Regions from separate parts of the Homo sapiens genome. Here region 1 is linked to region 2. A link is a loop called in an ENCODE intact Hi-C map of the cell type or tissue named here. Cell type or tissue: mammary epithelial cell. All regions are shown on one strand. Each heading gives the region's core, and the rest is flanking DNA. Links, peaks and the distances in the headings are about the cores only.

Region 1 (15,080 bases), core at 3,187-11,186, 52 kb before region 2:
CCACCGTTCCTGGCCTCATGTTCTTTTTTATATCCCTAATTCTTGTTAGGGCCAAGGACACCTTGGCCCTCTGCCTCTTCTTTTTCCCTTGTTCATAAATTCAGCTCCTAAGTCATCCAAACTGTAGAACTCACCTCCATTTTTTTTTTTTTCTCTTGAGACGGAGTTTCTCTCTGTCGCCCAGGCTGGAGTGCAGTGGCTCGATCTCGGCTCACTGCAAGCTCCGCCTCCCGGTTCACGCCATTCTCATGCCTCAGCCTCCCGCCACCACGCCCGGCTAATTTTTTGTATTTTTTTTAAGTAGAGACGGGGTTTCACCATGTTAGCCAGGATGGTCTCCATCTCCTGACCTCGTGATCCGCCCACCTTGGCCTTCCAAAGTGCTGGGATTACAGGCGTGAGCCACCGCGCCCAGCCAGAACTCACCTCCTTTCTTTTTTCAGTTCAGCCTCTCCAATTACCTGTTTAATTTCTTCCCATAAGAACCACAGTATTACATCAAACTTAAACAACCTTCCTTCTGAATCTTTGTATTTCTCGCCAGTTGTGCCGCAACTGAAAACCTCAGCGTGACCTCTGCCTCTTCCTCATCCCCTCCCTCTCTTCTGACTCTCCTTGCTACCATTCCATGCAACCACAAAAACTTCTAGCAACCAAGTCAGATTCTGTGAGTCTATGGTCTGTGGCTATCTTAAAATTCTTTCGTCATCTACTGAAAAAAGTCATATGATGGACGGAAGCAATACACAGAACAGGACGGGACATTAGAAGGTTGAGGGCATCAGTAGGTGAATCTGGATGGCTCACACATGTCTATTTCTACCGTATTAACCGTATTGTATATGTTCCTTTTAAAAATATATGGGACATAAGTAATTTGAATGCATAAGATTCTTTAAAAGACTCAAAGAATCTTTATCTCTCCTTTTTTTCCCATTACATCAGATCCATCCGAGGCTTTCATTGGCCTCTAGATTTTATGATCAGTCTTTTAACTGTTATTGCTATGACCACAATCCTGGGCTTTGCTTCCTTCTAGCAAATGGAATCTGACTCTGCTGCATTTTGGTCCCAGGTCATTTCTGCCCTTATCTCTCCAACCTTCATTTTCCTGTTATAAGATGGTGATAGTGATACCAACCTCACAGAGAAGTTGTGAGGATAAATTTTTTTTTTTTGAGACCGAGTTTCACTCTTTGCTGTATAGGCTGGAGTGCAATGGTGCAATCTCGGCTCACTGCAACCTCTGCCTCCTGGGTTCAAGTGATTCTCCTGCCTCAGCCTCCCAAGTAGCTGGGATTACAGGCACCTGCCACCACACCTGGCTAGTTTTGTATTTTTAGTAGAGAAGGGGTTTCACCAAGTCGGTCAGGCTGGTCTCGAACTCCCAACCTCAGATGATCTGCCCCCCTGGGCCTCCCAAAGTGCTGGGATTACGGGCATGAGCCACTGTGCCCGGTGTGATAAATTGAGATTATATATTTAAAATTTCTAACATAGAGTCTGGCCTACTAGTTCCTTCTTTATCCATTTATCTCCAGTATCTAGGACTGTGGGCTAGATGGTATGTTTTAAGGATGCAAGGATAGAGCATGATGAGAAGAGGGTTTATCAAGAGTCCTGGGACAGGACTGAGAGGAAGGCTGGGATGCAGCTGGGGAGGGATCATGCAGGAGGGCTGTGCTGGGAGTTGCACCAGAGGCGTTGCTGCAGGTAGCCTAAGGGATGGCTTATTGAGGATTCAGAGAGGCCTCAAGCCAAAAACCCTTGTCAAGAGCCAGGTTTCTTAGCCCCAGTGGACTCAGTCATCCAGAACACTTGTCATTTAACTTAGAGAGGTTCCAAGATACCCTTGGAAAAAGCATTGATTGCTAGAAAAAATTTTCATTCCAGGAAAACTTTTCTTTCCTTCTTTGGAATCTGAATAAAGGGGCAGGAAACAAAGCAAGGTCTCTCCTCCCACCTTCCACCACCACACATATAATCCGTTTTGTTATTTAATCATATATTTTTACTTGTATCTAAGCCAGGTCCTTTGGCAATGAGGAGGTGTGCAGGGATCGGGGTGAGGAAGTGCAGGACTGGATGGACATTTAAGGTAGGGCAGCTTTGGGGGATGCCACTTCCAAATGCAATGGGGACCATCACTGTGTATTCCCCATAGTTGTGTGGTGAGCAGCTCTGGATACCCTGACCACAAAGCTTTGGGGACAATTTGTTCACCAGAGGATGTGAGGAGGACGGAATACTCAAAGGCACTCAGGGATGGTGGAGCTTTGGAGCTGAGGCGGGCAAGGCCTCTCAGATGGTCACGCTGTTCTCTACCATGCTGGGTCAAAGGTACTCACAGGGCAGGTCCAGGACTGCATTCCGGACCTCAATCTCCTTGTCCATGGAAGCCAGTTCCTCCTGGAATTGTCTCAGCACAGCTTGGGGCTCAGGACCAGAGAAATATTTCTCCTCATGCTGAGAGGCAGAAGACAAGTTGGCTCAGCCCCTTGGGACTCTCAGCCCAGAATACTTCCCCTCCTTTGAGCTGCCTCCTTCCCAGGACCCAGGCATTTGCTTCTCACCATGACAGGCTGGCGTCTGCCAAGGAACTTTGTGAAGGTCTTTTGCATACGTGCCTGGTGGAGATTGGGCAGTAAGTCCACTATATCCTTCTCTGTCACATCCTTAGAGATGGGCGGGGGCTTCTGCATGGTGCATGGGCCATTAGGGATCCAGGAGTACCAGTCCAGCTGCAGGGAGGAGAGCCCAGAGAAATGCAGGCTGATGACCTGGGCATTTGATCCCCCACTTCTCCATCCCAGGAGCCGTTGTGGGATGATCACATAGGTTACCTGGCCCAGGTGGTTAGAAGCATGCTGACCTGTGCATGTGAAGATGCACATGGTGACAAAGTGGCAGAGCTGAGCCCGGGACTCTAAGGAGATGAGGAACCTGGTGAAATGAGAATCCTGGTGAAATGAGAATCAGAGATCTCGAAACCAGAACACGAAATAGGTCTCACGCAGGGAAAGCTATGTGGAGATACAGAAAAGAACTTTTCTGTGGTTCTGGCCTGCACACCCTAGGACTCCCACCTTGTGTGTGCTCAAAGGTTAATGCACTTGGGATGAACCTTGAGCTATGGGGAGAGGGGAGGGAAGAGTGAGGGAAAATACCTAAGAGAAGTTTTGTATCTAGTTCCAGAGGAAGCTCTTAGTGCAGAGGAGAGAGAACACTGTGTAGGAACAGGGCTGGGGAGATCAGGAGTGCTTGTTAGCATTTCTGGACACACTCTGGAGAATTCTCAGCTTCCTTGGGCAGGTGGGGTGTCTCATGATGATGTGAGAAGAAGCAGATTGTTTGCAGAGGAGTGGGTGTTGACAGGGTTCAGTGGGGAAGGATCCATGTCTCACCCCTGGTCTTGGGCCCTCTGCAGTCCAGTCTCAGTCATCTCTCTGCACCAGGCCTGCAGCTCTAGATCATCCTTCATGGCTTGGTCACTATTGTAGAAAAGCCCAACCATCCCCTCCACGTACCTATTCCCTGGGAAGAAGACACTCAGTCTCAGGGGCCAATGCAGGACCTTCTGGACCTACAGTCCCCCGCCCCTCCGTTCATTGCCTCTCTGTGCCACCTTCACCTACCGGCTGATGATTCCCCACAGCCTGATGGCATCTTAGCCATAAAAAGAAGATTTCACATCCAGGAGCCCACGGTCAGCCAGGTCATCAGGAGGACAGAGGGAATGATAGGTCAAACAAGCCATGGCTCTCTGAAGAATGTCCACGTGGCTTCCACTACCAGTGCTCACCACCTGAGGATAACCCACAGCCATGCCAAGTTGCAGAGGGAGGGAGATGAGTATCAGGAAACTCCAGGCCTATGATCCTACTCTAGCCCTTTTAAGCAGGAAGCTCTTCAGGCATGAGGCAGGTTTGGGAGAGGCCTTCCATGGAGGAAGGAGAGCTTGGGGGAGGAATGGGAAAGGGAAACAACCCCTAGGATTCTTCCAATATTGAACCATCCTCCCCTTCACCCATCCATTTCCATACCAGGTCAAAAATTCCCCATTCGGAGACAAGACTACTCTGGGCCAGCGTGTTGATCGCCATGGTGTAGCGGAAGTGGGGGATCAGGAGCTGATTATGGAAGAAAGAAATGGGACATGGTCAAATAAGAGAGTTCCCAGCATCCATGAGGGAAGAGGATGTTAAAGGAAGTGACAGAAAAGAAGGGAGAGGATGGGTCTTTATGAAATGGAGAGACTTCTCGTTAAATTGGAGTGGGTCAGGGTAACATTTGGGAATATAGAGATGGGAAAATGTCTTCTCAGAGCATCCCGTGGTGAAAGTTTTAGGAGTTCACTTATTTCCACAGTTTCATGTCCTTGGAAGAATTCTAAAAATCCCATATCCTCGCAGGTACCCACATATGAGCCCATCCCTTTTTGCCTTCACCCTCCTATAATTATATTCCTTCTCCTCTCTCTGTCATACAAACATGTGCAATATTGGATACCCTAAAGAAAACCTGTGCTTGACCCCCACATCCTTGTCTTGCCATCTCCCTGTTTCTTGCTTTCCCTTTCACAGCAAATCTTCACTCAGTGTTGTCTTTGCTTACCCACCTCACATTTGCTGCTCACCCCCATGAATCAGGCTTCCTCCACTTCCCTGAGATGGCGCATGTCCATTTATTAACCAATGACTTCCATATTGAGAAATCCAAATGTCACTTCTCTGTAACTTTCTTGATCTCTCAGCAGCACTTGAGACAGATAATCACGCGTCCCTCTTGAAACGCTTTCTTTTCCTGGCTGCCATGGATTGCACTTTTTGATTTTCCTCCTACCTCAATGAGGTTCCTTCTCTTGTTTCTTTTCTCACTCTGCTCCCTTCTCTCAGTCTGTAAATGTTGGTTCACCCTAGAGTTATATCTCGGTCAAATTCTCTACAAACCCTAGAGAACTTCATCCAGTACAATGACTTTGATACTTTTGTTTTCTAATGACTCTAAAATCTGTATTTTCAACCTACACCTCTTCTAGGAACTCCAGACTCACATATCCAGTTGCCCTCCTGACATGTGCAAATGGGTCTTTATAGGCATTGGAAGCCCCACATGGTCAGAAAATAACTCTTGATTCTTCTCCCCGCTAAGTAACATGGCTTCTTCTCTCATCTCCTCCCACTTCTTCTTCCTCCTCATCCCAACTCATGCCCTACACTTTAATCTCACCCAATCTCAGCCATTATCCATGTTCCCTTCTTTCCTCGCCTCTTTAGATCTTTGTGGCTGTAATGTTCCACCCCTCACTTGCCCACCTGGAAACCTCCTCAGCCAAAATTTCAACTCCTTTGCAAAACCTATTCTCACTTCTCCCCCCAACTCATAGTAAGTGTGTGTCCTGGGTGTTTCCATATTACTGTGTATGTGTACGCGTGTGTGTATGTATCTGTGTATGTGTCTCCACATATAAATTGATTGCTGCTAGACTGAAATGTACAAGGTTAGACTCTTTGTAGGAGTCTGAAATATGAAGGACAGTCAGATACAGAATGACAGAGATGCTGAAGTACCTTGTAGATAGGATGGAGGCTAGGCAAGCTTCTCATTGTAGCCACAGCAATAACCTCAGCAATCAAGTGTCCCCTCAGCAGATGTGACTGTAACTGCTGCAGCTGGAAATCAGAGCTCCGGACCCAGGTCTTGGCCAGGAGCCAGGCCATGGGGGGATGCGAGGGCAGAAAGAGCAGAGGTGGGGGACATCCGTGTCAAGGTGGCTGGAGCTAGAGCAGGAGAGAGAGTGGGGGCTGAGAACTTGTGTATCTAAGTCCCTAAAGGAGATCAGTGTCTGGTAGAAAAATACCTGGGCCCTCTCACCTGGATGACCATGGGTAAGAGTCCTCCATCAGGCTGAAGCTTCAGCATGACCAAAGGGGCTGCCACGCATTGCTGCTTAAAAATGATGACATTAGGCTTGACTCCATCCAGCAAGGAGAAATCCACTTCAAACAGAGATCCAGCCTACAGGGCCAGGGGCAGGAATAGAAAACAGGGTTGGAGTTGTTTCTGGAGCTGCCCTTCTCTCATTTTCCAGGGTGGATCCTTCCTCTACCCACCCAAGTCTTTTTTACTTTAAACACCAATCACTTTCTGCAGAACCAAAAAACTGAATGCAAAGTTTTCATGACTGATGTCTTCCTTCAGACTTGGAGCTCCCTGCAGCGAAGTTTCTGGTTTTCCACCACATAAGGCCACTGCATTCTTCACGTATCCCCTCTTCTGCCAGCTTTAGCCAATGTAGCAAAAATATTTCCTTTAGCTACCCATCTCCCCCCAAAAACAGATTCAGCTTTTAGCTCTCCAAGGCTTTGTTTAGTTTTTCTTGCTATTTCTCTCCAGAAGCTTGCGCTTTTCCCTAAGGCTGATATATGTTCAATGAAGAAGGAAGAGAGGAATGTGGAGAAAGAAAAGAAGATACAGGAGGAGATGTTGTAGATCAATGTTCTCAATCAGGGGCAATTCCTCCTCTCCCCAACCCCAGGACATTCAGCACTATCTAGACACATTTTTGGTTGTCACAACCGGGGGGATGCTGCTGGCATCAATGGGTAGAGGCCAGGAATGCTACTAAACACCCTACGATCCACAGGAAAGCCCCCCCCCCCCCCCCCCGCCAGCCAACAGAGAATTATGTGGTGCAGAATGTTAATAGTGCCAACGTTGAGAAACCTTGGGTGTAGATGGAGGAGATGAGAGAAGGGGCTGGAGATGGGAGGAGAAGGGAGGTGGGGGTAATGGCTGGGATGGTGGATGGGCAGAAAGCCCAGCAGCACCTGGAGTTCTTTCTCCAGCTGGGTCTTCAAGTCTTCCATCCCTGGAGGCAGCACCAGGCAGGCTGGGAGCCTTGAAGAACACCTCAGGAGCATGGGGTTTGCACCATTGAGAAACTGGTACCCAAAGAAGGCATCATTCTTCCAAGAATCATAAACCCGCTCTAGGAACATCAATTGGGGAGCACCCTGTGAGCTCTGAGCTCCGAACTCCTAATCCCACTGATCTAATCCTCCATCCCCCTCCTTTTTCAAATCCCTGGGTTGGAAGTCTGTATATTGGTTTTGGGAGGTTGTGAAAACTGACCAGCCAGGACAGTCTTTCCATGTGGGAATATTTTTTTGAAATCTTCCAGCCTTTTCACACAATTTATGAAATCCAGTGTCCCCTTAATGGCCAAGTCCTTCAACCTGTGGAAAGAATGGAGTGCAAGAAGATCAAGGAAGCATCCCACCTTGTGCCCTAGGAAGCAAGTGCCCAGCCTCTACCTGGTACTCACCCTTTTGCTAGGGAGACATTAAAGTCTAAATCCTTATCCTCGAGGAATCGCTCGTCCCTAGGAAGGTCCGGTTGCCTATTCCCTGCTATAGGCAGGATTAACCCATCTTTCCAGGAGCCCCACCTGGAGGAAGAACACACAGGTAGGGGTAAGGAGGCAGGTGGCAGGTTTCTTGGGATCTGGTAGGGGATCAAAGACTTCCTGGGGCTCAACGGTACACCTTCCTTCTTTCCTCGAGCTCCTGTTCCCGATATTTCTTAAACAGGTTCTGGGGGTCATCACTCACGGTCCGGGCTGGGGGAGAGGGACAAGAGCACATGCCCTCCCTGGTCACCCCTCCGCGCTCGGGTCTCCCCATCAGCCACCCTCCCCCTTCACTTCTCCCCATCTCCCTCATCTCTCATTTTCCCTCTTTTACAGTAGCCTCCCCCCACCCGCTTCTTCCTCCAGCCTGCCAGGGGCTGTGCCCCTTCTCCACCGAGCTCACCAGTACCCTCAGGCAGGCAGATAATTCCGTGGCCCTGCACCCAGCGGTAGCAGGGGAAAAAGGCCTCGCCTTGGGTCCCCGGGCCCTGCACTGAGATCCACTTGCAGAACCAGTCGAGACTCAACAGCACGTTGTGTTTGCGCAGCTTCACCATCAGGAGGCGCCCCAGGTGCAGGGGGACGTCGATCTCAAACTCTGCCTCCTGCGCGACAGTACACAGCTCAGGTTTTGGGGTCTTCAGGGAGGACGGCGGGGTCGGTGAACCTTCAGAGAATCCTGGCTCCGTTTCCCCTCCACAGCACAGCCGGGGAGAGGTGGAGGTGAGGAGGAGCAGCTGGTACTGCGGGGCGCCAGCCTCCCCCCGGGCCTGCCGTGCCCACCCCAGCGGGCGTCTCTGTCCTTCCGCTCGGGCAGGAAAATGCCTCTCATCTCTCCTGTTCCTCTCGCTTTTCCTATCAGGCGCACCAAGTGCACCCGACCTCAGCCCCTACCCCGCTTCCCAGGTTTCTCATGGGTGGGGCAGCAGCACCCTCCGAATGGCCCCGGCCCCCAGTGACACCTCTGAGTCCCAGGGCCCCAGCTCTCACCGCAGTCCGCGCTCACCTTTCCCCACACCGGTGGCAGCTGCTTCCCTAGGTCTGCCTCCCCGTGCTCGCCCACCAGCCATAGCTGCACCAGGTTGGGAGAGCCCGCCAGGAGCAAATCCCCGGTGGCTACGCGGACCGTGTACTTGCCCATCTTGCCCGGAGATCCGGGGAGAAATCAGCTTTAAAAGGATCTGAGACCCAGCTCCCAGGGAACCACGCCCAGCCCAGAGTGGCTGTTGTATTTGGGTTTCAGGCTCCCCACCTCCCACCCACAGATTCCTCCCCGACTAGGAGGAACGCTGGGACTGGCGCCAGGCTAGGGTCTCTGTATCCAGAGTTTCTCCCGGCGGCTCTGGAAAGGGCAGCCTCACCCTTATTCACTTGGCAAACACTCCCTGATGCCAGTTTCACACCCTGCCATGAGCCAAACACAGCAGCCTACGGACGATGACAGCTAAACACTAGCTCCCACCCAATTTTGGTGAATACATAAATAAGATTGCCACGGAAGTGAAATGGCTTGATCATAGGGGTATTTTTCAATGGAAAGTTGACACTCCCCAGACACTCCTGCTCACCCACGGCTCGCCTCTCTCCTGGACCTCCTGGGCTATCGTGAACAGAAGGGCTTGAACAGCCCTTCCACCTCCTCATGTTGAAAGAGAAATAAAGGGCCATTGTGTTTTCATTGAATGGGGGTCCATAATAAGAGCTCTTCTAGGTCTTTCTTGCATAAGCTACATCCAGATGAGTTGACATTTATTTGAAATAAATGTCTAGAACCTAAAGGTTCTTGTGGGGAAAAAAACTAAATGCAGCCTCTATTTAGATCTTTACAGTTTTCTCAAAACCTTTTATAGTTGTATGGCTGACTCCTAGTCATCAAATTGACAGTGACTTTTAAAAGATTATTGTTTATGTAGTCATAAAATATTCAACTTATTTTTAAAAAATACTGGTATGTTTATACTCCTATTTCATTAGTTTGTCTATAAATTTCATCATTACAATAACAAATATAACTGATATAAACAGTTTTTTTTTCTTTTGAGACAGTCTTGCTCTGTTACCCAGGCTGGAGTGCAGTGGCATGATCTCGGCTCACTGCCACCTCCGCCTCCTGGGTTCAAGCGATTCTCATGCCTCAGCCTCCTGAGTAGCTGGGATTACAGGCGCCCGCTACCACGCCTGGCTAATTTCTTTTTTGTATTTTTAGTAGAGATGGGGTTTCACCACGTTGGCCAGGCTGGTCTCAAACTCCTGACCTCAAGTCATCTACCCACATCACCCTCCCAAAGTGCTGGGATTACAGGCGTGAGCCACTGTGCCTGCCATAAACAGTTTTGGAAGTTTACACAACTATTCTTGATAAACATAAAGCTCAACTGGTGGACATCAAAGTGCCGGGCAGGTCAGTTTTTTTTTTTGGAGGAGATGGACAGTGTCAGTCTCCTGATAAGTTGGTGATGGGTAGGTAATTTAAAAGCTTCTATTATAAAATCTAGTCTCTCTGACACTGCCCTGTCCACTGCAGTCACATCTCCCAATACTGAAGAATCCTGAGAATACGAGCGGTCATGACACTTACTCACGTCATTCACCAGTAAAACCCTCTATCCTTCCTCCTCAAAATCAGGAATGCTCTCCTATCCTCCCCATTGACCCCCACCCCTCACAAGCTTCACCTCCACTCTGTGCCCTACCATTATCCTCTAGAGCCTCAACTTCTCTTTGAAGAAGATCCTTCTAACATTTTGGCAACATATTCCCTCCACTTAACCTCTAATTCCCATTTTCAGTTTCAGTCACCGACCAGTGCAATAACAGCTTAGACTTCATTTGTCACTTAAAACTCACCTATAGTATATTACCCATTTTGTGGTTTATCCACTCAGCCCATGAGCCACTCTCCCCTTCCTGAAGGTTCTGACTGGAGAGAGAAGAAAGAGAGAGAACAATTGAGTTTCTGAGGGTTTTCCAGGTCCTGTGAAATCCAGCTCAATTCTCTTCCTTGGGTTCTGTGAGACACCCAAGCGGCTTTCCAATAAATCCCACTTTGTTGCTTAAGTTAGCTTGAAGTAGGCTTCTAGAACAATTAACTCTACCATATATAAGACAAAAAAAAATTCCTGTCAGAAGGGAATTGCAGTGAGTCTCAAGAGTTGAAGTATAAACATGAACTTGTGTTCCTTTTCTAATAACTCTTCCTTTCTCCTGAGTAGCGGTTTGCTTAACAGTTTCGTGGCCAACTCCACAATTTTCCAATCATTCTTGTTTAATAGTATACTCTTGTTTCAATATTCAAGATTGCTTCTTTTATAGCTTCCATATCAAAGTCCATTCTAGACTCATCTCCTTGCCTCCAGCCTCCTTTCCTAAACTATGTTCCTCTCCACCTGTCCTAACTCAAGCTAAACCTGTTTTTGAACCTAGAGGCTTACAGTAAAGGAGAGGGCTTATCTTTTTATCTTTTTTTTTAAAAATGAACTTTCCCTTTTTTCTCTCTCTTTGAGTCTCATATTCTCATACATCTCCTATGAAGGAAGCAAAGAGAGAATGAAGAAACCACTTAGTAAGTAGTCAAATGTATCTCTGCCATCTGCTACTGGCTACCTGTGTGAACATTATATGGTTCTTATAAGCAATGTTTGGTTTTCTTGGAGCAATGTTCAGCTTCATGCCTATCTTTGCTACCAAAAGAACTCCTTCTAGAATGAAATCCGTATTTCATCGGGACACTATCCCAACGTCATTTTCAGGTTGGATGTTCCATTGTTTAGCCTGGAGAAACTGCAGTCTGATGGTTTCTGCCCTTCTGCTAGTCTCCACGACCCTTCATATGGAGCCACAGGAATCCCTGACATGCTCTTGTTTACCCTTTAAGGGCTGCAGAGAAGTAAAATGAGTTGAAAATGGCCTGCATCTTCTTCTAAGGCACAATACATTATGATTATTTCAGGCTTGGCACTCTTGACCAGTGTCTCATTAAAAAATGCTCAGTGAAATTTCTTCATTCAAACAGTAGCAAACATGAGTTGCTATATTAAAATATGCTCCCAAATTCAGAAAATACATGCCAAATAGCCCCTTCTTCTCCATAATGGAGGAATAAGACTGTGCAATGCTCTATACTGCTAAGATCTCAGAACTCTTCCATAATAACTTTCAGTATTCTACACCTCAGTGATGGTACTAGGAGATTCATATTCTGCCAATTTTCCCATATCAGTCAAGGACTCAATATAAAACAGTTGGAACACTTAAATTAGAATAATTAGAGGAGGGTTTATTTACAAAGGAACAACTTATGGTGGATAGGGTGTGATGGAACCAAAAAGGGATAGTGCAGGAGCCTGAGGCTGGCAGCAGTGTAGCTGGCACCATCCCTGGGCCCAAAGGAAAGAGGAAAGAGAGAAGTAACTAGCCGAAGGGTATGAAAGCTCATAATAGTATCCTTCCAGGGAAGAAAGAAGAAAGCATAAAGATAGAAAATAGATTTAAAGAGACCAAGTAGCTGTGTTGAGGAAACTCAAATTCAAGATAACACAGAGAAGGAATTCAGAATCCTATCAGATACATTTAACAAAGGGATTGAAATAATTTAAAAGAATCAAGAAATTCTCAGGGTGAAAAATGTAATTGATATACTGAAGAGTGCATCAGAGTCTCTTAACGGAAGAATAGACTAAGCAGAAGAAAGAATTAGCTTGAAGACAGGCTATTTGAAAATAGTCAAATAAAAAAATAAAGAAATAAAAAATGAAAATACACAATCAGAAGGGACAAAAGAAAAAATAATAAAAAAGAATGAAGCACATCTATGAGATCTAGAAAACAGCCCCAAAGGGGCAAATCTAAGAGTTATTGGCCTTAAAGAGGAGGTAGAGAAAGAGATAGGAGTAAAAAGTTTAAAGGGATAATAACAGTAAACTTCCCAAACCTAGAGAAAGATATCAAAATCCTAATACAAGAAGGTTATAGAACACCAAGCAGATTTAACCCAAAGAAAACTACCTCAAGGCTTTTAATAATCAAACTACCAAGGGTCAAGCATAAAGGAAAGATTCCAACAGCAGCAAGAGAAAAGAAGCAAATAACATAAAATGGAGCTCCAATAGGTCTCACAGCAGACTTTTCAATGGAAACCTTACAGGCCAGGAGAGAGCGGCATGACATATGTAAAGTGCTGAAGGAAAAGAAAACATTTACTCTAGAATAATACATATCGTGAAAATATCCTTCAAATGTGAAGAAGAAATAAAGACTTCCCCAGACAGACAAAAGCTGAATGATTTCATCAACACAAGACCTGATCTACAAGAAATGCTAACGAGTTCTTCAATTTGAAAGAAAAGGACATTAATGAGCAATAAGAAATCATCTGAAGGTCCAAAACTCATTGGTAATAGTAAGTACACAGAAAAACACAGAATATGAAAACACTGTAACTGTGATTTGTAAACTACTCTTTTTTTTTTTTTTTTCCAGGTTCAAGTGATTCTCCTGCCTCAGCCTCCCAAGTAGCTGGGACTACAGGCATGCGCCACCACGCCCAGCTAATTTTTGTATTTTTAGTAGAGACGGGGTTTCACCATGTTGGCCAGGATGGTCTTGATCTCTTGGCAGGATGGTCTTGATCTCTTGACCTCGTGATCCACCCACCTCGGCTTCCCAAAGTGCTGGGATTACAGGCGTGAGCCACCGCGCCCAGCCTTGTAAACTAGTCTTATACTAAATAGACCAAAAGATCAACCAATTGAAAATAATAACTAAAAGAAATTTTCAAGGGATGCATAGTACATTAAGATATAAATAGAAACAACAAAAAGTTAAAATGTGGGGGATGAAGTTAAGGCATAGAGTTATTATTAGTTTTCTTTTTGCTTGTTTATGCAAGCACTATTAGGTTGTGATAACAGTGATAAGCTTAAAATAATGGCTTATAAAATAGTGCTGGAAAATCTCATGGTAACTCAAATCACAAACATACAACAAATAGACACAAAAGTAAAAAGCAAGAAATTAAATCATACCACCAGAGAAAATCACCTTTACTAAAAGGAAGACAAGAAGAAAGGACGAAGAGAAGACCACAAAACAATCAGAAAACAAATAATAAAATGGCATGAATATTACTTATCAGTAATAACATTGGATGTAAATGTACTAAACTCTCCAATCAAAAGACATAAAATGAAGATTCAGTGATCTGTCGCTTAGAAGAAACACACTTCATTTATGGAAGACACATACAGACTAAAAATGATGTAAAAAGATATTCCATACCAATGGAAACTAAAAAGGAGCAGAAGTAGCTACACTTACATCAGACAAAATAGATTTCAAGACAAAAACTATAAGAAGAGACAAAGAAGGTCATTATATAATGATAAGGGGATCGACTCAGCAAGAGGATAACAATTACAAATGTATATGCATCCAACACTGGAACACGCAGATATATAAAGGAAAGATTACCAGAGCTAAAGAGACAGACCAATAATAGCTGGAGACGCCAACACCCCACTTTTGGCACTGGAGAGATCTTCCAGACAGAGAATCAATAAAGAAATATCACACCTAATGTGCACTATAGACCAAATGGACCTCATAAATATTTACAGAACATTTCATCCAACAGCTGCAGAATACACATTCTTTTCCTCAGCACATGAATTATTCTCAAGGATAGATCATATGTTAGGTCACAAAGCAAGTGTTAAAACATTCAAAAAATTGAAATAATATCAAGCATCTTCTCTGACTACAATGAAATAAAAGTAGAAATCAATAAAAGGAGAAATTTTAGAAACTATACAAATACATGGAAATTAATATGCTCCTGAATGACCAGTGGGTCAATGAAGAGGTTAAGGGGGAAATTGAAAAGTTTTCTGAAACAAATGTTAATGGAAACACAACATGCCAAAACCTATGGGATACAACAAAAGAAGTACTAAGAGGGAAGTTTATAACTAAAAGCATCTACATCGAAAAAGAAAAAAAAACTTCAAACAAATTACCTAACAATGCATCTTAAAGAACTAGAAAAGCAAGAGCAAACCAAACCCAGAATTAGTAGAAGAAAAGATAATAAAAATCAGAGCAGAATTAAAGATTTTGAAATAAAGTAGCACAAAAGATCAATGAAACAAAAAGTTGGTCTTTGAAAAGATAAACAAAATTGACAAATCTTTAGACAGAATAAGAAAAAAAAGAGAGAGGAGCCAAATAAGATTAGAAATGAAAAATGAGACATTAGAACAAATGCCACAGAAATTCAAAGGCTCATTAGTGGCTATTATGAGCAACTATATGCCAATAAATTGGAAAATCTAGAAGAAATTGATAAATTCCTACATATGTACAACCTACCCAGATTGAACCAGGAAGAAATCCAAAACCTGAACAGACTAATAACAAGGTATGAGATAGAAACTGTTAATAAAAAAATAAAAATTTTCCCAGCAAAGAAAAAGCCAGGACCCAATGGCTTCACTGCTGAATTGTACCAAACATTTGGAGAAGAATTAATACCAATCCTACTCAAACTATTACAAAAAGTATAGGAGGGGGGAATACTTGCAAACTCATTCTATGAGGCTAGATCTATCCTGATACCAAAAGCAGACAAAGACGCACCAAAAAATAAAACTACAGGCCAATATTTCACTGATGA
Region 2 (15,080 bases), core at 4,672-12,671:
TCACTCCACTACTTTTCTTCAATCTTCAAACTTCTGCCAAGTTAATCTTTCAGATGACCAGCTCTGATCATCATCCTCCCATATCAGAAATCAACATTGGCTCCCTGCCATCACTGCAACCTAAAAATAAACAACAAACAAACAAACACCTTTCCAAATGCAGTGCATAGATTAATCTTCCTATACCTCCTTTTTAATGACAAAAAGTAATACATTTCTGGGAAGACAGTTTCAGTGGAGGCAGCATAGAATTTGGATCTTCCTGGATATCCACATAAAAACAGACAGAACTAGATAGCAAAATCAAATACTCATGAATCACATTTACAAAAAGCTAGACAAGTAATCCCTGCAAACTCCAAAACAGGACAAACCACCAACAGCCATAAGACCTATGTGTTATCCACATCTCACCTGTGCAAGAGAACTTGGAAGAAAACAACAGGACATATGACAAACCTGAAAATGGTAAAATTGTAGTAGGCCAATTTGGGAACAACAGCTGGAACTAGGAGGGAACATGCCCATTTGTTTTAGGCCATTCTCGCACTGCTGTAAAGAAATACCTGAGACTGGCTCATTTACAAGAAAAGAGGTTTAATTGGCTCATGGTTCTACCGGCTGTACAGGAAACATAGTGGCTTCTGCCTCTGGGAAGGCCTCAGGAAGCTTCCAATCATGGAAAAAGGCAAAGGGGGAGCAGGCACATCATATCCTGAAGGCAGGAGCAAGGAAGAGGGGGAGAAGGTGCCTGATATGGTTCGGATCTGTGTCCCCACCTAAATCTTGTGTCAAGTTGTAATTTTCAAATGTCAGAAATGGGACCTGGTTGGAGGTGATTGGCTCATGCGGGTGGATCCTTCGTGAATGGTTTAGCACTATCCGTTGGTACTGTTCTTATGATAGAGTTCTCATGAGATCTGGTTGCTTTAAAGTGTGTGGCACCTCTCCCCTCTCTCTCTCTTCCTCTGGCTCCAGCCATGTGGCTCTCCCTCCACCTTCCATCATGATTTTGTTTCCTGAGGCCTCCCAGAAGCCAAGTAGATGCCAGCATCATACTTCCTGTTCAGCCTGTGGAACCATGAGCCAATTAAATATTTTTTCTTTATAAATTACCCAGTCTCAGGTATTTCTTTATAGCAATGCAAGAACAGACTAAAACAGTGTCGCATACTTTTAAACGACCAGATGTCAGGAGAAGTCACCCACTAGCGCGAGAACAGCACCAAGGAGATGGTGATAAACCATTCATGAGAAATCTCCTCGACAATCCAGTCACCTCCCACCAGGCCCTACCTCCAACAATAGGGATTATAGTTTGATATGATATTTAGAGGGGACACAGATCCAAAGCCTATCACCACTGTAATAGCAAGTAGGTGCCAGGCACAGTTGATAAGATCTAAGGACCTACGGGAACTCCTGAAACTGGTCAGCCAAGGCTGTCTTCCAGGATGGAGCGGAACACTTCAGAGAAACCCTTGGAAAAACTCAACTGAAATAAATGAAAGAAAAGATCCAGAAAAGCACAGGGTGGGGAAACAAAGCCAGGAAATCTCCAAAAGCAGGCCATCATGTTTTTGAACATTACAAGAACAAAAATGGATGGGGATCCAAGAAGTTAGATGTGTTATCTGAACAAGCTTCTTTTTATTAACATGGAAAACAAAATTCACATAAAAATGGCAGTAGAAAAGTAGTGAAGTCAAATCCCATACAAAGTTACTATAAGAAAAGAGACAATAAAGGGCAAAATAATATCATTACACAAAACAAAAGCACAACGGAAAGATGAACAAAAACCAAAGCAAAGGATCAGAAAGAATACTAAAAGCTGTAATTCAAGAAAATGAGGGGGAACTTGGCAAGATAGCCAAATAGGAACAGCTCCGGTCTGCGGCTCCCAGCGAGACCTATGAGGAAGATGGGTGATTTTTGCATTTCCAACTGAGGTACCCAGTTCATCTCATTGGGACTGGTTAGACAGTGGGTGCAGCTCACGAAGGGTGAGCAGAAGCAGGGTGGGGCGTCGTCTCACCTGGGAAGTGCAAGGGGTCAGGAACTCCCTCCCGTAGCCAAGGGAAGCCATGAGGGACTGTGCCATGAAGGACTGTACTATTCAGCCCAGATACTATGCTTTTCCCACGGTTTTTGCAACCAGCAGACCAGGAGATTCTCTCAGGTGCCTACACCACAAGGGCCCTGGGTTTCAAGCATAAAAGTGGGTGGCCATTTGGGCAGACACTGAGCTAGCTGCAGGAGTTTTTTGTTGTTGTTGTTGTACCCCAGTGGCACCTGGAACCCCAGTGAGACAGAACCTTTCACTCCCCTGGAAAGGGGGCTGAAGCAAGGGAGCCAAGGTGGTCTTGCTCAGCGAGTCCCACCCCCCTGGAGACCAGCAAGCTAAGATCCACTGGCTTGAAACTCTTGCTGCCAGCACAGCAGTCTGAAGTCAACCTGAGATGCTCGAGCTTGGTATGGGGAGGGGCATCTGCCATTACTGAGGCTTGAGTAGGCGGTTTTCCCCTCACAGTGTAAACAAAGCCACCAGGAAGTTTGGACTGGGCAGAGCCCGCCACAGTGCAACAAAGCCGCTGTAGCCAGACTGCCTCTCTAGTTTCCTCCTCTCTGGGCAGGGCATCACTGAAAGAAAGGCAGCAGCTCCAGTCAGGGGCTTATAGATAAAACTCCCATCTCCCTGGGACAGAGCACCTTGGGGAAGGGGCAGCTGTGGGCACAGCTTTAGCAGACTTAAATGTTCCTGCCTGCCGGCTCTGAAGAGACCAGTGAATCTCCCAGCACAGCACTAGAGCTCTGCTAAGGGACAGACTGCCTCTTCAAGTGGGTCCCTGACCCCCATGCCTCCTGACTGGGAGACATCTCCCAGCAGGGGTTGACAGACACCTCATACAGGGGAGCTCCGGCTGGCATCTGGCAGGTTTCCCTCTGGGATTAAGCTTCCAGAGGAAGGAGCAGGCAGCAATCTTTGCTGTTCTGCAGCCTCTGCTGGTGATACCCAGGCAAACAGGGTCTGGAGTGGACCTCCAGCAAACTCCAGCAGACCTGTAGAAGAGGGCCCTGACTGTCAGAAGGAAAACAAACAAACAGAAAGGAATAGTATAAACATCAACAAAAAGGACGTCCACACCAAAACCCCATCCAAAAGTCACCAACATCAAAGACCAAAGGTAGATCAATCCATGAAGATGGGGAGAAGCCAGTGCAAAAAGGCTAAAAATTGCAAAGGCCAGAACGCCTCTTCTCCTCCAAAGGATCACAACTCCTTGCCAGCAAGGGAACAAAACTGGATGGAGAATGAGTTTGACAAATTGACAGAAATAGGCTTCAGAAGGTGGGTAATAACAAACTCCTCCAAGCTAAAGGAGCATGTTCTAATCCAATGCAAGGAAGCTAAGAATCTTGAAAAAAGGTTAGATGAATTGCTAAGTGGAATAACCAGTTTAGAGAAGAACATAAGTGACCCAATGGAGCTGAGAAACACAGCATGAGAACTTCGTGAAGCATACACAAGTATCAATAGCCGAATCAATCAAGTGGAAGAAAGGATATCAGAGATTGAAGATCAACTTAATGAAATAAAACGTGAAGACAAGATTAGAGAAAAAAGAATGAAAAGGAACGAACAAAGCCTTCAAGAAATATGGGACTATGTGAAAAGACCAAACTTACATTTGACTGGTGTACCTGAAAGTGAAGGGAGAATGGAACCAAATTGGAAAATACTCTTCAGGATATTATCCAAGAGAACTTCCCCAAACTAGCAAGACAGGCCACATTCAAATACAGGAAATACAGAGAACACCACAAAGATACTCCTCAAGAAGAGCAACTCCAAGACACATAATCATCAGATTCACCAAGGTTGAGATAAAGGAAAAATGTTAAGGGCAGCCAGAGAGAAATGTCCAGTTACCCACAAAGGTAAGCCCATCAGACTAACAGCGGATCTCTCTAGAGAAACCCTACAAGTCAGAAGAGAGTGGGTGCCAATATTCAACATTCTTAAAGAGAAGAATTTTCAACCCAGAATTTCATATCCAGCCAAACTAAGCTTCATAAGCAAAGGAGAAATAAAATCCTTTACAGACAAGCAAATGCTGAGAAATTATGTCACCACCAGGCCTGCCTTACAAGAGCTCCTGAAGGAAGCACTAAACATGGAAAGGAACAACCAGTAGCAGCAACTGCAAAAACATACCAAATTGTAAAGACCATCGACACTATGAAGAAATTGCATCAACTAACGGGCAAAATAACCAGTTAGCATCATAATGAGAGGATCAAATTCACACATAACAATTTTTTTTTTTTTGAGACGGAGTCTCGCTCTGTAGCCCAGGCTGGAGTGCAGTGGTGCGATCTCGGCTCACTGCAAGCTCCACCTCCTGGGTTCACGCCATTCTCCTGCCTCAGCTTCCCGAGTAGCACCTGCCACGATGCCTGGATAATTTTTTGTATTTTTAGTAGAGATGGGGTTTCACTATGTTAGCCAGGATGATGTCGATATCCTGACCTCGTGATCCGCCCACCTCGGCCGCCCAGAGTGCTGGGATTACAGGCCAATGGAACAGAACAGAGGCCTCAGAAATAACACCACACATCTACAACCATCTGATCTTTGACAAACCTGACAAAAACAAGCAGTGGGGAAAGGATTTCCTATTTAATAAATGGTGTTGGGAAAACTGGCTAGCTATATGTGGAAAACTGAAACTGGACACCTTCCTTACATGTTATACAAAAATTAACTCAAGATGGATTAAAGACTTTAACGGAAGACCTAAAACCATACAAACCCTAGAAGAAAACCTAGGCAATACCATTCAGGACATAGGCATGGGCAAAGACTTCATGACTAAAACACCAAAAAAAATGGCAACGCAAGCCAAAATTGACAAATGGGATCTAATTAAACTAAAGAGCTTCTGCCCAGCAAGAGAAACTATGATCAGAATGAACAGACAACCTACAGAATGGGAGAAAATTTTTGCAAGCTACCCATCTGACAAAGGGCTAATATCCAGAATCTACAAGGAACTTAAACAAATTTACAAGAAAAAAACAACCCTATCAAAAAGTGGGTGAAGGATATGAACAGACGCTTCTCAAGAGAAAATATTTATGCAGCCAACAAACACGAAAAAAAGCTCATCATCACTGGTCGTTAGAGAAATGCAAGTCAAAACCACAATGAGATACCATCTCACGTCAGTTAGAATGGCGATCATTGAAAAGCCAGGAAACAACAGATGCTGGAGAGGATGTGGAGAAATAGGAACATTTTACACTGTTAGTGGGAGTGTAAACTAGTTCAACCACTGTGGAAGACAGTGTGGCGATTCCTCAAGGATCTAGATCCAAAAATACCATTTGACCCAGCAATCCCATTACTGGGTATATACCCAAAGGATTATAAATCATTCTACTATAAAGACACATGCACGTATATGTTTATTGCAGCACTAGTCACAATACCAAAGACTTGGAACCAACCCAAATGCCTATCAATGATAGACTGGATAAAGAAAATGTGGCACATATACACCATGAAATACTGTGCAGCCATAAAAAGAATGAGTTCATGTACTTTGCAGGGACATGGATGAAGCTGGAAACCATCATTCTCAGCAAACTAACACAGGAACAGAAAACCAAACACCGCATGTTCTCACTCATAAGTGGGAGTTGAACAATGAGAACACATGGACAGACACAGGGAGGAAGAACATCACACACTGGGGCCTGTCAGGGGATGGGGCGCAAGGGGAGGGAGAGCATTAGGACAAATACCTAAAGTAGATGATGGGTTGGTGGGTGCAGCAAAACTTCATGGCACGTGTATACCTATGTAACAAACCTGCACATGTACCCCAGAACTTAAAGTACATAAAAAAAGAATCTAACTCTTGATTAATGGATATAACACCTTATTTTATTTTTCTGAAGAAATTGCTTATCAAATTTTTATTTTCACATTTTTTTCTACGTCTTCCATCATTTCTGCTTTCTCCAAGTTCCTTTTTCCTATTTGTTTGGATTTCTTTCTTCCAAGTTGGAGGCTGTCTTTAAACATTTGGAGATCCTGGGCTGCCTGTTTCTGTCTAAGTGTGACTCACTAAAAAGATGAATGAGAACTCTGAGGGAGTAGGTGAGGCTTGTCCACAGAAGGACTTACAACAAGGTCGCTGGACAGCAAACTGGCTTTTAAACTGGGGCGGGACTCCAAGATGTCAGAATGTGGGGGTCTTTTCTCAGGAGCCATTCAGTTATCCAGAGAGAATGTGTCAAACCTCCTGCTGGCAGTGAGGGTGGGGAGGCGTGCAATGGGTGGGTGGAGACAGCTGGGGTGCGCCTGCTGTAGGAGGAGGAAGGGGGTCCATCCTCCCCCTATACAGGCCACTTAGCCCCCCTGTTTTTAGTCCCATGCCTTATGCCCACCTTCTGTAGATTTGGATCTCCCCGTCCTCAGCACCTAGAGTTCTATAAGACCACCTCGCTTCTGCTTATTAGTTTCCTCATCTGCAGGGAGCCAGGTAGTGATCCCCAGCTCTGCCAAGTCAGCTCCTGCTCCTCTCCCTCTTCCAGATATTTGTGGGACTCTCTCATCCATGTTCATCTCTTCCCTCATTTTATCACCTTATGAGTTTATATATTCTTGATTCCTTTATTGCCATTTCAGTGGAGTTTTGGAAGGGGGAAGTGAGCAATCTGCCATGCTTACTCAGAAGTGGGCTGCATTTTAAAAACAAAATCGGCTGCATTGCTCAAAGATGAGGGAGGGTTTAGGAAAACCAATTTGTGTACAAGACATGCTTTCTCATGCATATATGTACGCAGGCCTTACATGATGAAACTCCTGTGAGAGGGGCCAGCCTGTGAAATTCCCAGATGGTGAACATAAGCCCCACCTCATTGAATTGCTATGAGGACTAAATGAGCTAACACAAGTAAAATGCTTAGCACAGGGCCTGGCATTTGAGTTCTCAAGGGATAGCAGTCATGATTATTCGGATAGTTTTGGGATGAACTTGACTAAGGGCTCTGGGGATTTAGGTGAACTTCTCTTCGTCCTCTTCTGTGCCCTGAAGGAGGAAGCACCTTCTGCAGGCTTCTCCTGGGAACCCCACCAGCCTGTGGATCTCAGAGCTCTTTGGAGTTTGAGAAGAGAATGGGGAAATCCCTCTGCTCTTGACAACCCTGACACTGCATAATCGGCATAAATGGGGGATCCCAGCTCAGACAGGAATGTTCTCGTTTCTTGGCATGAACCTGTCTTTTTGCAAACACAGTCACTTTTTGTCTGGCCCATCAGCCCTCCTCCAAAGGTTTCTTCTACTCAGTCCCGCCATACACATCGTTTTCAACATTAAAGTCACCCTTTAATTCGTAACAAAGAGATATGGGTTCTAGTTCTGTCTTTGCTACTAATTGCCTAGAAATAGCTCAAACTTGGGATCTAGATTTGATGTGCCCGATTTGAATCCCAACTCTGCATGAGCCATGTCCCATGGGCAAGCATTCAGTCCTCTATGGGCCTTGGTTTCCTCGTCTATCAAATGAAGATAATAATAGTTCCTAACTCATAGAGCTACGATGGGGCTGAAAGAAATAATCCACGTAAAGCGCCCAGCCTGCTACTCAGAGTTCAGATAAAGCTAGCTGTAAGGATCACTATCTTTCCCAATTTAGACTCTCCCACAAACTTTGTCAGGCACAACTTGAGGTGAGGAATCAGAGGAAATGTGATTTCCTTGATTTTGTCTGTAGCTTTTACTAGACCACATAGCAACCGAGCAACATAGCAACTAATGAAAGCAATTCTGTATAGTTCCAAGTCCAGGAGCTTACTTTTTCAAAAGTATGTCATTCACACTTAAAAAACTCCCCAATCTTTTTGAGTAGCTTTCATGTCATGTAGAAAAACTCTTTACGGTAAAAATGGTGTTTGATTTTTGTTTCTGCTCAAAGCAGTTCTTATCACAAATTTAAAAACTGATCACAAACGTCCTTGGCTCTTCTGAGCCTACTGTTTTATAAACGAGTTACCATACTGCCCTCTTGTGGAACATATTGATTTCCTTGAGTTAAAATCCTTGCTTAGATTTAAAATAGGACTCCCGTTTATAATTTATCATTCATAGTATTAGGCTCATCGGAAAGTATGCTTTATCCACATATTTCACAAAGCTCTTTTAAAAATTAATTATTATTTCATTTTCAATTGTTTGAACTTGGATACTTTATGTTCACTGATTCTGTCTTCCTACAGCGATTCTAGCTGATGGGTATGTCAATTCTGTTCCTCGAGCTTCCTCTGGGTTCAGAGGGCTATTCATAAACTAGTCCACAGCAATTCAGGCATAGTGGGGAGAGCAGGCCACAGGCCACAGGCCAATTGTTCTGCAGGGGTTGCGGTTAGAACTCAAGGAAACTGCCTGAAAGCCTCCTTTGTGCCAGCCCCCATCCAGCCTCACCCCAGCTGGAGGTGCTGATGATCCTAAAGAGGATCAGAATATGCCACCCCCAAAATATGCTACCTTGGCAGAAGAATATTTTGAGCTATAGGCAAGGAAGAAACAACAAATGCAGTAAAAGTTCTCTGCCTTCCCTTATCTGCCTAAATGCAGGACCTAAATTTTGCTTTGAGGAAGATGCCCCTCTATACCCGGAAGAAAAAGAGTGACTCTTATCACTGGTGATGGGAGTTGCATTCAGAAGAATCTGCATAAACCAACCTTATGGAGATAACTTTAATCTTCTATTATTTTCTCCCATATATTCCTAAGCACTTTCTCACAATTTATAACCCCAGAAGCCCAAACATTCTTTCCTTTGTCCAGTCACTTATCCATAATTTATCACCCTTTGTGAAAGTAGTATATAATTTCTCACATCTAACCACGTATTTGAGTTTCTACTTCTCTTTGTGAAGCTCCTGTGCACATAAAAATATTAATATCAATTAAAATTGTATTATTTTTCCTTTGTTAATCTGTGTTTTATCAGCTTAATTTGCAGGTCCCCAGGAATAGAACATAAGAGAGTATGGGATAAAGGTTTCCTCCCCTCTAATCCCAGGTGTGGAGTTGGTCAGCGGAGGGGCAGGAGGAGGGTCAGCAGCCTTGATGCCCCTTTCCAGGAGAGCTTCTTGCAGTGGGTTCGGCTCTTGAAAGTCACCTGCTTCAGCAACCTCAGCTGCTGTGCTTGACAAATGGCAAAAGACAAGACACCAACCACATGAGATCCCAGTGCACATTACCTGCCTCATCTTGACTTTCAGGTGGCTTTATGTGCCTATGCAGTGTTGCAATGTTAATCCTCAAGGGTGAAATCCAAGCTGGTTTATCCGCAGAGCTACCAGGGCCAGTGGTGATGGTGAGCAACGAGGCACCAAATTTCTTCTCCTAAAATACAGAGGATCTGTTCAACACACTCGCAGTCACAGCACAAAAAGCTATTCTGTATTAGGTCAGCAAAGGAAACCAGTCCAAGTGCAAAGGCAATTTTAGATCTATGTCCTGTTTCCTGTGGAAACGCGAAACTAAAGGGAAGCTCACTGGTAGGACAGAGCGAGCACCCGTGAAGGTGCAGCCTTTTTTAAACTTAAGTTCTGATTCAGCGGCGGGTCCTGCGAATCCATCCTTTAACAAGCATCGCCTGCGGGAGGGGCTCTGATGCAGAGTGTAGGAGGGCTGCCTGTATTCCGAGAAACACTGGATGGTGTCTGCCACGATTCAATAGCAGACATTATTACAATTATCAGGAGACTTTGCCAAATAGTAAAATAAGAATAAATATATTTACATTTCCCAGGGTTTGGCCCAATCAGACTTTGCTTGGCTCACATAAATGCCAGCACATAGGTATTTGCAAACAATAAACATATGTTTAGCATCCTAAACTCTACTTTGAAATAAAACATTAAGGAATAGTCATGATTTATGCAATTAGTAAGTCCATAATTAACACTGAAGACTATTAACAATAATTAACACATAATTTTTACTATGTAATACTAATTTTATTTTTATTTTTATTTTTTAGTTGTGTTTTTGGGACAGAGTCTTGCTCTGTCACCCAGGCTGGAGTTCAGTGGCGCGATCTCGGCTCACTGCAAGCTCCGCCTCCGGGTTCACGACATTCTCCTGCCTCATCCTCCCGAGTAGCTGGGACTACAGGCGTCTGCCACCAGGCGCGGCTAATTTTTTTTATTTTTAGTAGAGACGGGGTTTCACCATGTTAGCCAGATTGGTCTTGATCTCCTGACCTAGTGATCCGCCCACTTCGGCCTCCCAAAGTGCTGGGATTACAGGCGTGAGCCACTGCACCTGGCCGTAATACTAATTTTAAAATACCTTTCACGACTCAAGGGATCAGGCAGTTGTTCAAATTTTTCTAAAGGCCTGAAAATTTTCTAGAAGGCTTACACCAGCATCCATGACTATCTTCCTTTCTTGAAAACTGGACCTTCAGATCTTATTAATGTGTTTGATAATTTCATCATAAAGAAAAAAGACAACTGCAATGTGCAAACATACTCTGCCATAGCATAGAATTGTTCTTTGTAACAAAGTTTGTTCAACACAAACTTTATATGAAAAATAATGCCCTTCAAGAAAAAAAAAACTCTCAAAATATACTTTTCTTGGAAGCTTCTGGTATTTGTATGGGAAATGAAATCCAGTTTAACCATATATATATATGTATATTTTTTTTGCTTGTGAATTTTAAAAAAGATTACTGAGTGCCTATTTTGTTACAGGCACTCTTCTCAGTATTGGCTTAGCACCATCTTTAAAGCAATTTTCAGTGAATATAATATATATTGATTATATATTATACACTTCCTTATTGACTAATATAAGATAGAATAGTTAATTTCAAAAAAAAAAAAAGTTTTTTCCTGGGCATCATTTTAACAGAAGTTCTGCTTCCTTTTCTTTCATGCATAGAAAATGTGTTTTCTCCTAATGCAGAGGAGTGGGGATGCTTTTTCTGCCCCTGAGTGGCCAGGAGAGAACTGCTTTCTCTTTGTCTATGAACTCAAGGGCCAACATTATTCTAGCAACAGTAGGACAGGTGGCAAAAGTGTTCTGGTGTCCTAGTTGTCGCCATTAGAAAGTTCAGGCAACTAGAAAGTTCCCTGAGGTCATGCCCTGCAAGTTATATACCTTACATAATGAGGCACTGGAGAGAGAGCCCAAAAATTCCCAATTAAAAATAGGCAAGCTAGGTGAGGTGGCTCATGCATGGAATCCCAGCACTTTGGGAGGCTAAGGCAGGAGGATCACTTGAACCCAGGATTTCAAGACCAGGCTGGGCAACATAGTGGAACACTGTCCCTATAAAAAATTTAAAAATTAGCAAGATGTGGTGTCATGTGCCTGTGGTCCCAGCTACTCAAGAGGCTGAGGTGGGAGAATTGCTTGAGCCAGGAGGTCAAGGCTGCAGTGAGCCATGTTTTCACTGCTGCGCTCAGCCTAGGCAACAGAGGAAGACTCTGTCTCAATTAAAAATATATGTGCAAAAGTCAGTGTGTTTTGATGTCTTTCTTCAAATCACTTAGCAGAATTCCTGCTGTTTTCATTTACATTAGATGCTTGAGACAGTTTTCAAGTGAAATATTATTTTTAAAGTCCAAAATCCCAAATTGCTTTCAAGGTGAATAAAAGGATTTTAAAAGATTGTAACAATTTTATTTCTGTGATGATCACTGAATCTAAATTCTTCATTCTCTAGACAGGGAATCCATCTAAGAATTAAATGGAAGGGAAAAAATATATATTTTTAGTCTGTGATTAGGGGAAATAGCTCATGAGATAAGAACTGGATATAAATGGAAATATGTTCAGGAGGAATGAAAAATAGGAAATTTCATCAGAGAAATAGAAACTACCAAAACACAACCAAATGGTTGCATTCTAGAACTAAAAACATATGATATCTAAAATATTAAATTCACTGGATGGGCTTATAGCAGGATGAAAACGACCAAAAGAAGTCAGCAAGCTTGAAGACAGAAACATAGAACTTATCCAATTTGAAGAACACATAGAACAAAGATTAGAAAAAAAATAATGAGACATATCTTTGGACAAAATGAATGCCTTTTGGAGGGAAAAAGGAGCCAGAGGAATAGGAATGGGAAGGAGATTTACTTCTCACTGTATTCCCTTTTATATTTAAAATTTTAATTCTCAGTGTGTATTACTGATTTAACAGGAAATAGATACATATTGAATTTTTATGCCCTAGCCCTACCTTCAATGACTGAGTGAGCAGGTCTAAGAAGAACTTTATAAGAAGGTTTTTGTTTGCTATTGATATGAACTGCTAGTTAGGAACTACAATCCTGTGATATACGCTGTTTTTATCACTTATTTGTTATAATATGCTGCCTTGTAAATAAATATCCCTGAGTATGTTAAGACACCAAGAACCTTAAAGAGAAAGGAAGGACAGAAAATACGTATTGAGCATCTGTTGCAATTTGCCTACTGATATGGTTAGTATCAATATGGTGGAGGTAATTGAATCTTGGGGATCGTTTCCCCATGTTGTTCTGATAGTGATTGTGAGTGATAGCGAGTGAGTTCTCACAAGATCTGATTTTTTTTTTTTTGTTTTTGAGACGGAGTCTTGCTCTGTCACCCAGGCTGGAGTGCGGTGGTGCAATCTCGGCTCACTGCAACCTCCACCTCCCAGGTTCAAGTGATTCTCCTACTTCAGCCTCCTGAGTAGCTGGGATTACAGGTGTCTACCACTATGCCCGGCTAATTTTTGTATTTTTAGTAGAGACGGTGTTTCACCATGTTGGTCAGCCTGGTCTCAAACTCCTGACCTCAGGTGATCCACCCGCCTTGGCCTCCCAAAGTGCTGGGATTACAGGCGTGAGCCACCGTGCTCGGCCAAGATCTGATGGTTTTATTAGAGGCTCTTCCTTCTCTCTGCACTTCTTCTTCCTGCTGCCTTGTGAAGGTGTCTAGCTTCCTTCTTGCCTTCTGCCATGGCTGTAAGTTTCCTGAGGCCTCCCTAGCCATGCTGAACCGTGAGTCGATTAAACCTCTTTCCTTCGTAAATTACCCAGTCTCGGGCAGTTCTTTATAGCAGTATGAAACTGGACTAATACACATACATGATTTCATTTAATCTTTATAGTGCCCTATGTGGTAGATATTGTGTTCATTTGTCACAGATGAGGAAACTGAGATGCAGAGAGACAAGCAGTTTGCCCAACATCACACAGCTGGGGCTGGGCATAGTTGTTCATACCTGTAATCCTAGCACTTTGGGAGACTGAAGCCAGAGGATCGCTTGAGACCAGGAGTTTGACACCAGTGTGGACAACATAGGAGACTGTGACTCTACAAAAAAAAGAAAGAAAGAAAAGAAAGAAAGAGCCAGGCATGGTGGCAGGTGGCCATGTGCCTGTAGTCCCAGCTACTCAAGAGGCAGAGGTGGGAAGATCACTTGAGCCCAGGAGTTGGAGGCTGCAGTGAGCCACGATTGCTGCCACTGCATTCAGCCTGGGCAACAACAGAGCAAGACCCTGGCAAATAAATAAATAAAACTAAACATCCCCCAAACAAATGGACAAACAAACAAAAAACAAGGGAAACAAATCCTGCAAGTAGTATAAGCCTGAACTGGACTTGAACTTGGGTCTGATACCAGAGGCTGATCCCATGCTACCTACCCCAAAGCACCTAGCACTGTGAGATGCAGGGAGCAGAGCTTAAGAAGGGACTTGTTAAATGATGGATAAATAATGCAAACACTTTCTGATATATAGGCACTCAACTACTATTATTCAGGAAAACTACGAAATTTCTATTCATTATTCTGCCTGAATTACTTCTGGGGCCTCACTGCAAGAAGAAACAATGGTTAGGAACTGGAATTAATCCAAATGTAGGTTATGTAATGGCTTTACCAAAGCACCGATTTGATTTCGGCTTTCTTTACAGCAAATGACCAAATGTAGTGACTCTTTTAACTGGCTAGTCCTGACCCGGTTCATAGCCTATCACTGTAACTGAAATATTCTAGCCCTTTGTCTTATTTGTTATAAGACTTTCTATCTTGTTCCTACTTATCAATACTGGTCTAGAACTAATTTTAATAATAATAAAATAAAATTCAATTATTATTTTTGCAAAGGTAGTACATACATGTGTATGGTTCAAAGTGTAAAAGACACAAAAGGGTATTCAGTGAAAAGTCTCCTTCTACCACTCTCCCTGGACACCTAGTTTGCTTCACAGTCAGCCAAGGTCACCAGTTTCTTGTGTATCCTTCCAGAAATATTTATGCATTTACAAGCAAATATGTATATATGTTTTCTTCCTCCCCTCTTATTTATAGAAATATTTTTGAGGACAAAATAGATAATATCAACCTTTCTGCTTCAGCTACTCAGGAGGCTGAGGCAGGAGGATCACATTGATTTTTTATTGTTTTTCACTGAAAATTATCCTTTAGAGGTCATTTCGTTTGGCTACAAAAGGTCCTTCCTCATTCTTTTGTAGCTTCATGGTTTCCAATGGTAAGGATGTGCCATAATTTGTTTAGCAAGACACCTACTGATGGGCATGTAAGTTGCTTCTAGTCTTTTCCTATTACCAGCGATGCTGAAATGAATAACATTGTGCATGCAGGTGTCATTTTAAAGCCATCTCACCATTTCTTTCTTGCTTACTTTTGATTATATTTGGTCTTGTTTTTGGAGTACTTGGTAAAACCCTGAATATGTTCAACATTTGGTTTGGTTGCCTACAAAGCAGCCAAGAGCAAGCCTTCTAAGCCTGAACGAGTAGATACATATTCCCTGAGTGTCTCCAAAGCAAAAACCTTAGACCCTGAAAACAAAATAGTTTCATAAAAGTTACTCCAGTAATTTTTTGAGATGAGGCACTGCTCATCATCCTCAAATTCAAATTGCCAAAGCAGTCAAGATCCTGTTGTGATTCAAGAGCCCAGACTTCCAGACGTAGGAGACAGCCTGGAAACAAGGCTTCTGCTCAGGACCTTGTTGGCTGGGTGAAGAAGCTTACAGGAGA

What was found. Peaks named below come from ENCODE experiments on the same cell type or tissue, not always from the same donor. Only the 100,000 strongest peaks of a DNase experiment are listed, where the experiment ranks them.
Region 1: a loop joins it to region 2, with 12 times the contacts of the local background. A loop is called at or near these places in 5 of 110 quality-filtered maps.

The regions. Positions count from the first base shown.
Region 1 is chr17:6,887,254-6,902,333 of GRCh38, reverse strand. LOC124903908 (a long non-coding RNA gene) reads left to right here and starts at 7,388. Exons shown (of 2, transcript XR_007065597.1): 1 at 7,388-7,469; 2 at 7,778-9,094. It also overlaps the pseudogene ALOX12P2. RefSeq lists enhancers at 7,653-8,152, 8,153-8,654. In mammary epithelial cell, for the core only: a CTCF peak has its summit at 7,972 (motif pointing right); no DNase peak of the experiment used is centred there.
Region 2 is chr17:6,836,442-6,851,521 of GRCh38, reverse strand. No RefSeq gene overlaps it. Among named protein-coding and RNA genes, the nearest start is that of TEKT1, 12 kb to the right of the region's middle. In mammary epithelial cell, for the core only: a CTCF peak has its summit at 8,078 (motif pointing left); no DNase peak of the experiment used is centred there.